Linked DNA regions of Homo sapiens: region 1 is linked to region 2. A link is an interaction called in ENCODE POLR2A ChIA-PET data of the cell type or tissue named here. Cell type or tissue: GM12878. All regions are shown on one strand. Links, peaks and the distances in the headings refer to the core of each region. The heading gives the core; the rest is flanking DNA.

Region 1 (4,414 bases), core at 98-4,097, 120 kb after region 2:
TTAGTTTGTACTTTTGCTAATTTTCATAAAACTACAAACTTATGCTCATTTGTAATAATAACTGTGGAAGAAAAGTATTAGCAGTGGTTTCTTCATGGTGATGGAAACAGCATAATTAAGCTATCTAAAATCAAAGTCTGAAATGAACTGGTTAATTTTGCATTTTACAGTAGAGAGAGCTACACTTTGAAGTAGTTATCATCTTTTTTAAAAGAATATAAGTTAGGTAATAAGTGAACATTTGGATGACTGGTCAAATTTGTGTGAGATTGGCATGCACACTGTGCAAAAATTATAATTACTGGAGATCAATTACTCTAGGTAATACTTCATTGACTATTGAAGTATCTATTTATGCCTAAATATCTAAGCGTTTCCCTTTTATTACTTTTAAAATAAATACTACTGTACCTACTTAGAGTAATAATTCAATCTATTGAATTCATGCTTTAGATTGACTGAGGAAGAAAATCCAGCACTGCCTATAGAGCAATACCACATAGTAGATTACAGAAAGAAATTAAAAGTAGAAGCATTGGTTCTGATATCTGAATTGGGCAAATATTAAATACAAATTTTGAATGTATTTCAATTCTGCCATCTTTGAAATATAGTATTTATCATATATTGGCTGTTATTTTTAGTATTCTTATTTTTTCACTAATCTCTCCTCAAAGTAAAAGAGAAAATTAGAGAAAAAACTGGTAAAATCAAAATGAGAGTTCATTTAAGTTGCAGTTTGGCAGCATAAAATATAAGCTACTGGCCTTTGAACCTTTCTGCTGTAGTTGTTGAAAAAACCCTTTATATGAAAGGGCTGGTGAATTATCTTTTCAATCAATAAATCTCTTTCTTAGAGGTTGCGTTGTTGCCCACAGGGTTGATGAGCCTAGCTAATTCCCCTTTAGGGCTGAAAAAACTATTCAGGTTCATATGACACTGCTATCCTTTAGGACTTCCTAGGATAAAGCAAATGATAAAAAATTACTACCATTAAATTGAATAAAAAGGTCAAGCTATCACCCCTAGTCTGTAAAAAGTAATCTTGAAACAATTGGAGTTGTTTAAACCCCACATTATTGCTCCTGTGTGTTTTAAGTTCCAGTGTGAATCTTGTGATGGCAGAAATCAGAGTACCTCATCTTGTGTATCGTTTAGAATGGCCTACAACTATGGCAGATGTAACCAGAATAATCAGAAGTACATTCCCAAAACAAATTAATAAGACTGCTTGCATACCCAGTAAGTATGCAAGGTATACTTAAATAAGAGCCCATCTTATTGACCCATATTATTTAATGAAAAGCAATTACACAGGTGTTTTCCTTATGGAGTTATAAGAGGCAAGCCAAAAAATCAAAGATCACAGACAATTTACCTATAGGGCATTTTCTCATTCTAACCATCCTCACTTTTCACAGTTCAATGGGGAAAGACTGCATACTGACTTTTTTTGAAATTTAAAACCAAGAACAAATTATGTTAATGTCAGAATTGTTACCTGTATTTGGTTCAGTAAAGATTCTTACATATATGCAAAACAATTGCATATAATCCAGATTATATGTGTTGACATATTGTATTTATTTCCTATATATTGATTTTTTTTTAAATTGGAAGACTTAAGTTACAGAGACAGATTAAAGGAAAATCTATTTGTTAAAAAATATGTGTATTCTCTATGAATAGGAATGCACAGATTTTTCTCTCTCATAACTCATTGTGATTTTGGCATTTGAGAGTTTCCTACAACAGAAAACAAGATTAGTAATGATTCATATTAGTTGAGCAGTGAAAATTCTCTCTTTCTCCGTGCCTATGTTTTATGAGGTGAAGTATGTGAATAAAACAAAAATGTGGATTGGTCATTTATCCTTTCCCACATAACTAAGCTAAAGTGAAACTGGAAAGTCTTGAATGTTTACTGCATCTTTAGAAATACACACACTCAAAAATACTTTTACTCATTTTCTTAAAACCTATTTCTGCATTTTGATGGTCCAGTATCTTTTAAAAAGATAGTTAGTTGGATTGCATATTAACTCTCTACAACTTTGGTACAAAGAAAAAATTACCTGTTCCCTTTATTTCTCATTAGCAGCTCTGGTCTCTTTCATGAGAAACCATTCATTGGTTGGTAGGAGAAAGATCAACTAAATATCTTGTCCAGTTTAAAGCCTGGATTGATCATAATATTAAACCATGTTTCAGATAGACTGTTTAATTAAATTTGTTGTAGAGCTGCCTTCATACATATTTTCAATTTGGCCTAAAAGTTTCTTTGTACATAGTGAACTGTAACTTAATTTGATGTGTAAATAGATGGTAACCTATTTGTGTGACAAATAGCCCAGTCTTAGCCCACCACAGCATGCAAACTTCAATCACCCACAGGTGCCCACCTGTTCAAAACAGGTTCAAGTAAGGCAAATGCCCAGCTCTAACCAGTCCAGTTGTTTCTGTACCTTAGTTCCATTTTCTATATGCTATTTTCCTTTTTCTGTCCATATATGTTATCCAACCATGTAGCAGCCCTGGAATCACTCTGAACCTAGTCTGGTTCTGAGGGCTGCCCAATTCACAAATTGTCCTTTGCTTAATTAAACTCTATTAAATTGAGCTTGCCTAAACATTTTCTTTTAACACATCTCATTGATTCTCACCATAAGACAAACATCTAGTAGTAGGAAGCACTGTGTTGGGTGGACCAGCCACCTGGCCTCATGCCAGCTCAGCTGATGTGTCATTTGAAAGGTAAATCCTATGTGTGTTTTATGTTTAGGTGTCCCTGGCTTCTAATGCTTAAGTCTGTGGTCTATTAACCTTGGGGTCCACCCTCAGCTCTAGAAACAGTCCTCATGGCAGTTCCTAATGAGCCTGGATCTACCTAAGGATTTGTTTATATAACTCATCTGCAATCTGAGTGTTACTGTCTTTGATCCCAGCCAGGGTGTACTACAGTAGGGACTCCAGCAAGCCTCTGACATGTTTCTGGTTCTATAAAATAAAATGAAATAAAATAAAATAAACAAAGGATTTTTAGAGAACACTCAAATGCTTCCTTCTGCTGGACAGTACCAAAGTTACTGTGATAAATCTGTTGCTGAGTAATGGGTACCATGCCCCTCAGCTTTCCAAATAACTAATGACCTATTGTTTTCCACTCTGTATTAGTTCGTTTTCACAGAGCTATAAAGAAATACCTGAGACTGGGTAATTTATGAAGAAAGATTTAATCGACTCACAGTTCCACATGGCTGGGGAGGCCTCAGGAAACTCACAGTCATGGCAGAAAGTGAAGGGGAAGCAAGGCACACCCTACATGGCAGCAGGAGAGAGAGCAAAGGGGAGAAGTGCCACTCTTTCAAACCATCAACTCTCATGAGAACTCACTGACTATCAGGAGAACAGCAAGGGAGAAATCCGCCTCCATGATCCAACCATCTTCCACCACGCCCCTCCTCTGACATGCGGGAATTACAGTCTGAGATGAGATTTGCGTGGGGACACAGAGCCAAGCCATATAACATGCTAATATAAATGCCTCTTTCTAAAAAAGATCTAAAAAACGGAAATCAGAACATCTGTCTGCTAGTCATTTCTCTGTCCTCTGCTTCTCATCTGTTACTCCTTTAGTTTCCCTAGGGTCAGAAAAGACCCAGCTTCCCTGTTTGCTCTTCCTATGTGGAATTCTATGGCTTAGCCCACACAACCTAGCTCTTGCCATGCAAAACAGAGATAAAGGAATTTAACAATCTTCTCTCATGACACTACCATCACTGTCAAGGTTATTGACTTGCTTCCAAATCGCATTTTTCAACGTCAAAAGCTGAATCTTTCCCGTTGATTCCTTTTGTAACAACTTATAATCTTCTTCAGGCAGAAGGACAGAGTAGGGCAAAGTGCATGTGGTGCAAAGGAAAGTTTCAAATGTTAAAAAGAAAAATAATTAATAACCTTAGATCATCACACTTATTACTTTTTTCTCTTTATGCTTCTAAAAGTAGATCATGAATATAAAGTGTATATAAAATTCAAAAGACAATGTCCATCTAGGAATTTGTCCCAGAGTCAGAAAATATATATAGAAAGACTGATGAATCTTAAAGTATAAAAATTAGTCATATTTGTATGGTAAAACTTATAGTTAAAATTATTAACAATGTATTTGAGAAAATACCCTTAATATAGGTGTAAGGACATTGATGCTCACACAGTTCAAAGTTCTTACAAGTAAAGAAGGAAAGGACAGCCTTCCTATTCATGAATAAGCAAATGCAAAATTAGAAATGTGAATTGTTAGTAAATATTAAAATAAATATTTGGCCTTTACTCATTATCAAAGAAATGAAAAGTAGAATGAGATACCATTTCCCCTACAGATTGGCAAAAATTCAAAAGAATGGTAAAGGCC
Region 2 (4,414 bases), core at 87-4,086:
ATAGAACTCATTTTATAAAGCAGTCAATGTCAGCATTGTGCCAAATACCTTTCTAATAAGAAATCTGTATATAAAAAGACTTGAATATTTCATTCATATGGTGTATATGTACCTATATACTTATACTCATATATATATATATATACACACACAACAATAATGTCTTTTCTTAATCAGCCAAGAAGCACTGCATTAATATATGTCCATAAACATACTTACTAAAACAAAAACACATATAATACCCTTTCAGAAGTTATAAATTACTGTTTATAACCTCTGTTCAGTAAGATTTTCAGAGTCGTAAGTTAATTTTATTTTTGGAGACGTTTTCTTGCACTGTCACCCAGGCTGGAGTGCAGTGGCACAATCATGGCTCACTGCAGCCTTGACCTTCTGGGCTCAAGCAATCCACCTGCCTCAGCCTCATGAGTAGCTGGGGAACTACAGGCACACACCACCATGCCTAGCCAATTTTTTAAAAGTTTGTGTAGGGATGGGGTCTCCCCGTGGTTGTCCAGGCTGGTCTCAAACTGCTGAACTCAAGTGATCTTCCTGCCTCAGCCTTCCAAAGTGCTGGGATTACAGGCATGAGCCATCATGCCCAGCCTAATGAATTTTTTGAAAAAATTGGGAATATCTTACTTGTGATTATTCTTTTTTTCTCTACTGTCATTTAAAAAATTTTGTCTGATTCTATTTCACTTCAAAATGTTATTTAAAATTTGTAATTTTTCCCTTTTATGAAATTGTTAGTTAAAAATTTTTTAGAAAATCTGTTTAATGACTGGGTTTTTCATACACTAGTAAGTATTTCCTTTTTATTAACTGTGATTTGTAAATTTTACACTTAGATTTAGAAAATTTTAGTTCAGGCCAGGTGTGTGGTGACTCATACCTGTAATCCTAGCAATGTGGGAGGCTGAGACAGGAGGATCGCTTGAGCCCAAGAGTTCAAGACCAGCCTGGTCAACATAGTGAGACCTTGTCTCTACAATAAATAAATAAATGATTTTTAAACAGAATTTTAGTTCACATACATAGAATGTTCCCTTCCTACATTCAGCATACATGTAATCTGTTCAAGTAATGAAAAACATATTTTAATTTCTTAAATAAAATTTCCTAAAGGTTCGTCTGACTAAACGTAATTGGCATGTACATGGTGATATATCCAAATGAATATTGCCGTTTATTCTAGCCATAGACCCTTATTGTACACATTTATATATGATGATATAATTAATGTCTTCACTTTCTTAATTTCACCAATATGTGATGAAATCAGTATTAATTATTCAATGTAATGAAATTTATGGATTTTAGTTTTCGTGTTGAATATATTGGAAAATACTGTTGATAACACTTACTAATTATCTTTTTTCAATAAATTGCAGCAAAACACTTACTATTTTGGAGTTTAAAGTATGTCATCATGGCAAAGTTTCGGAGAAGGACTTGCATCATTTTGGCACTTTTTATTCTATTTATTTTCTCTCTGATGATGGGTTTAAAAATGCTGAGACCAAATACAGCTACTTTTGGAGCTCCTTTTGGACTTGACCTTCTTCCAGAACTTCATCAACGAACTATTCATTTGGGGAAAAATTTTGATTTCCAAAAGAGTGACAGAATCAACAGTGAAACAAATACCAAGAATTTAAAAAGTGTTGAAATCACTATGAAACCTTCCAAAGCCTCTGAACTTAACTTGGATGAACTACCACCTCTGAACAATTATCTACATGTATTTTATTACAGTTGGTATGGAAATCCACAATTTGATGGTAAATATATACATTGGAATCATCCAGTGTTAGAGCATTGGGACCCTAGAATAGCCAAGAATTATCCACAAGGGAGACACAACCCTCCAGATGACATTGGCTCCAGCTTTTATCCTGAATTGGGAAGTTACAGTTCTCGGGATCCTTCTGTCATAGAAACTCACATGAGACAAATGCGCTCAGCTTCAATTGGTAATTATTGTATATATATATATGTGTGTTTGTGTCTGTATATATGCATATAAATGATTTTTTGTGTAACTTTACTAGTTAATTTTCTCATTATTATTAATTATATTGTTAAGCTCATACCTCCAAATTAAACTGTATGTATGATCTTAAACATCCAGGCAACCACATTTTAACACTGCCCTTAGTGTATATTGTTTAATTTTTACATTTTGGAGCATTTCTGGATATATTGTTGATTTCTAATTTAATTCACTTTCTCAATTTTATTAAATTATGATTTACATAAAATACAATGAATTTCCCACTTTAAGTTTATAGCTCATTGATGTTACTCAAAAGTATATACCTGTTTGAATACCACCCCAATCAAGAAGTAAAATATTTCTATAGCCCAAAAAGTCTCATCATAATTCCTTTATTCAGGCCTACCTTCTCCCCTACCGCTGAAAACTGTATACATATCAGCTGGATCTGATTTCTATCAGATCTGATTTCTATCACTGGAGAATAGTTGTGAGTGTTCTATTACTTTATGAAAATAGAGTCATTCAGCATTTGTATGTGTGTATGTCTTTTGCTCAGCACAATATTTTGAACTGCACTTAACTATATCAATAGCTTAGTCATTTTTATTGATGAGAAGTCTCCTATTGTTTGATTTTGGCAAATTTGCTTTTATATTCACCTGTTGATAGGTGTTTGGGCTTTTTCAAATTTTAGGCATGTAGCATGTAATTTAGTCCTGCTTTTCTGTTTCTTAAAGTTATTCTGTCAGTCTTAATGTCTGTTTATTTCATTTATGTTTAATGTAATAATGATATGATTTTAAATCTGCCATTTTTCTGTTTATTTTCCATTTGTCCCACACGTCTGTTTCTTTTTTTCCTTCTTTTTCTTCCTTCTCTTACATTACATATGCGTATTATTCTGTTTTATATTTTCTTCTGGCTTATGTTATTCATTTGTTTTATTTATAACTGTACCTTTTTACAATACGCCCCTTTAACTTAACTGATTCTTATTGTTGTTCCCACCGCTTCTCACCTTTCTCTTCTCCTTCCTTCTGGCACTCCAATTACATATATTTAGATAGAGTCATATTGTCCCACAGGTGAATTACAGAAAAAATATAACTTGGTGCCTGAAAATTCTTCAGTTTGTTAATATAGTCTTTGTAAAACCTTCCAGTTTCAGTTTCATTTATCTTTTTAGTGCCCCTACCAGTAGAGCTAGAACAAGAAATTGGGTATTCTTACATTTTTCCAGCTCTACATAAAGGTATGGATTCACCATGGAGCTGATATGTATTTAGAGAAACACAAGAGTCTTTGATGAACAAAACAATGTAGAATTCTATGAATCTATATCAGATATGTGCAAGATGAGTTGTTTTCCTTGTATGGACTAACTTTTTTCAAGTATTTATAAAATTTAACTTTATAGTATAGTTAGAGATTTAGTTTCTATGTTCTGTATGTATTATGACATAAAATAGCTTGGGTCAGTTAAGACAGCATTGACTTCTGTGTGGTCAATATGTATGTGTGTGTGTCTGTCTCTACTAATTTGCTTTTGGGAGGAGAATCTTTTCAAATGATATTTTTTCTATTGTTTACAAAAAATTTGTGTCACATTTAAGTCTTTATTCAAGACTGTCTTGATATGGCTAAAAAAACTATGCTAGATTGACAGAGGAAATGGTTGTTCTTTAAAGTTTTAATTTTCATTTGCAATTTGAATAGTATACAATGAGGGTTTTTTCCCCTCCATTATAAATATAACTAATATTAATACATATTTGTAATACATAAACATATATAAATAATATATGTGGTAAATATAAATTTTAAATAGAAATATATGTGTTACACTATTTTTGGTATAGTTTGTGATCAGGAAGAAAAGTTTCAGTAAACATTTTTATGCCTATTCATATTTATAAAGACCTTTTTCCCTGTATAATATTTTAGTATTGTATCATGTATATGAACATTAATTATTTCTAAACATTGACAGTAATACAGTCATTTCAATTTTAAATGTTGACAGCTTCACTACGGATGCAAATATTTTACTTTTTGATGGATTTTCTCCTAGACAAAATTAAAAAATAAACTTGATAATAAAAGTGACATAATCAATTTATAAATAAAGAAATAATTTCTTAATGAGTTAAATATTGAATTATACTCATTGTTACCAGGCAGAAAATAATTTGACTGTTGGAATACTGACTCAAAACCCTAATTTAATCCATGGAGCTGGCATGCTGACTCAGGCATTCTTTGGATTGAAGAAGATAGTAAATGAAGGCTGTTTAAATTGTTGTATGGTTGACTGTGCTTTGACTACATATTTAACATTCATATTTTTCCTTTGATATAAATGGCCTTCTTTTTATCTTAAGTTGAATTGCTGTGTGAAGTAATTATGCTGTT

Evidence for each region. Peaks named below come from ENCODE experiments on the same cell type or tissue, not always from the same donor. Only the 100,000 strongest peaks of a DNase experiment are listed, where the experiment ranks them.
Region 1: POLR2A ChIA-PET joins it to region 2 with 5 read pairs; 2 of 35 experiments call an interaction of 5 or more read pairs at or near these places.

The regions. Positions count from the first base shown.
Region 1 is chr6:95,700,770-95,705,183 of GRCh38, forward strand. No RefSeq gene overlaps it. Among named protein-coding and RNA genes, the nearest start is that of MANEA, 130 kb to the left of the region's middle. In GM12878, for the core only: no CTCF peak of the experiment used is centred there; no DNase peak of the experiment used is centred there; H3K27me3 peaks cover 120 bases.
Region 2 is chr6:95,585,008-95,589,421 of GRCh38, forward strand. It overlaps MANEA (mannosidase endo-alpha), which reads left to right. Exons shown (of 5, transcript NM_024641.4): 2 at 1,395-1,976. The coding sequence starts at 1,433. Among named protein-coding and RNA genes, the nearest start is that of MANEA, 9.7 kb to the left of the region's middle. In GM12878, for the core only: no CTCF peak of the experiment used is centred there; no DNase peak of the experiment used is centred there; H3K4me3 peaks cover 313 bases; H3K27ac peaks cover 411 bases.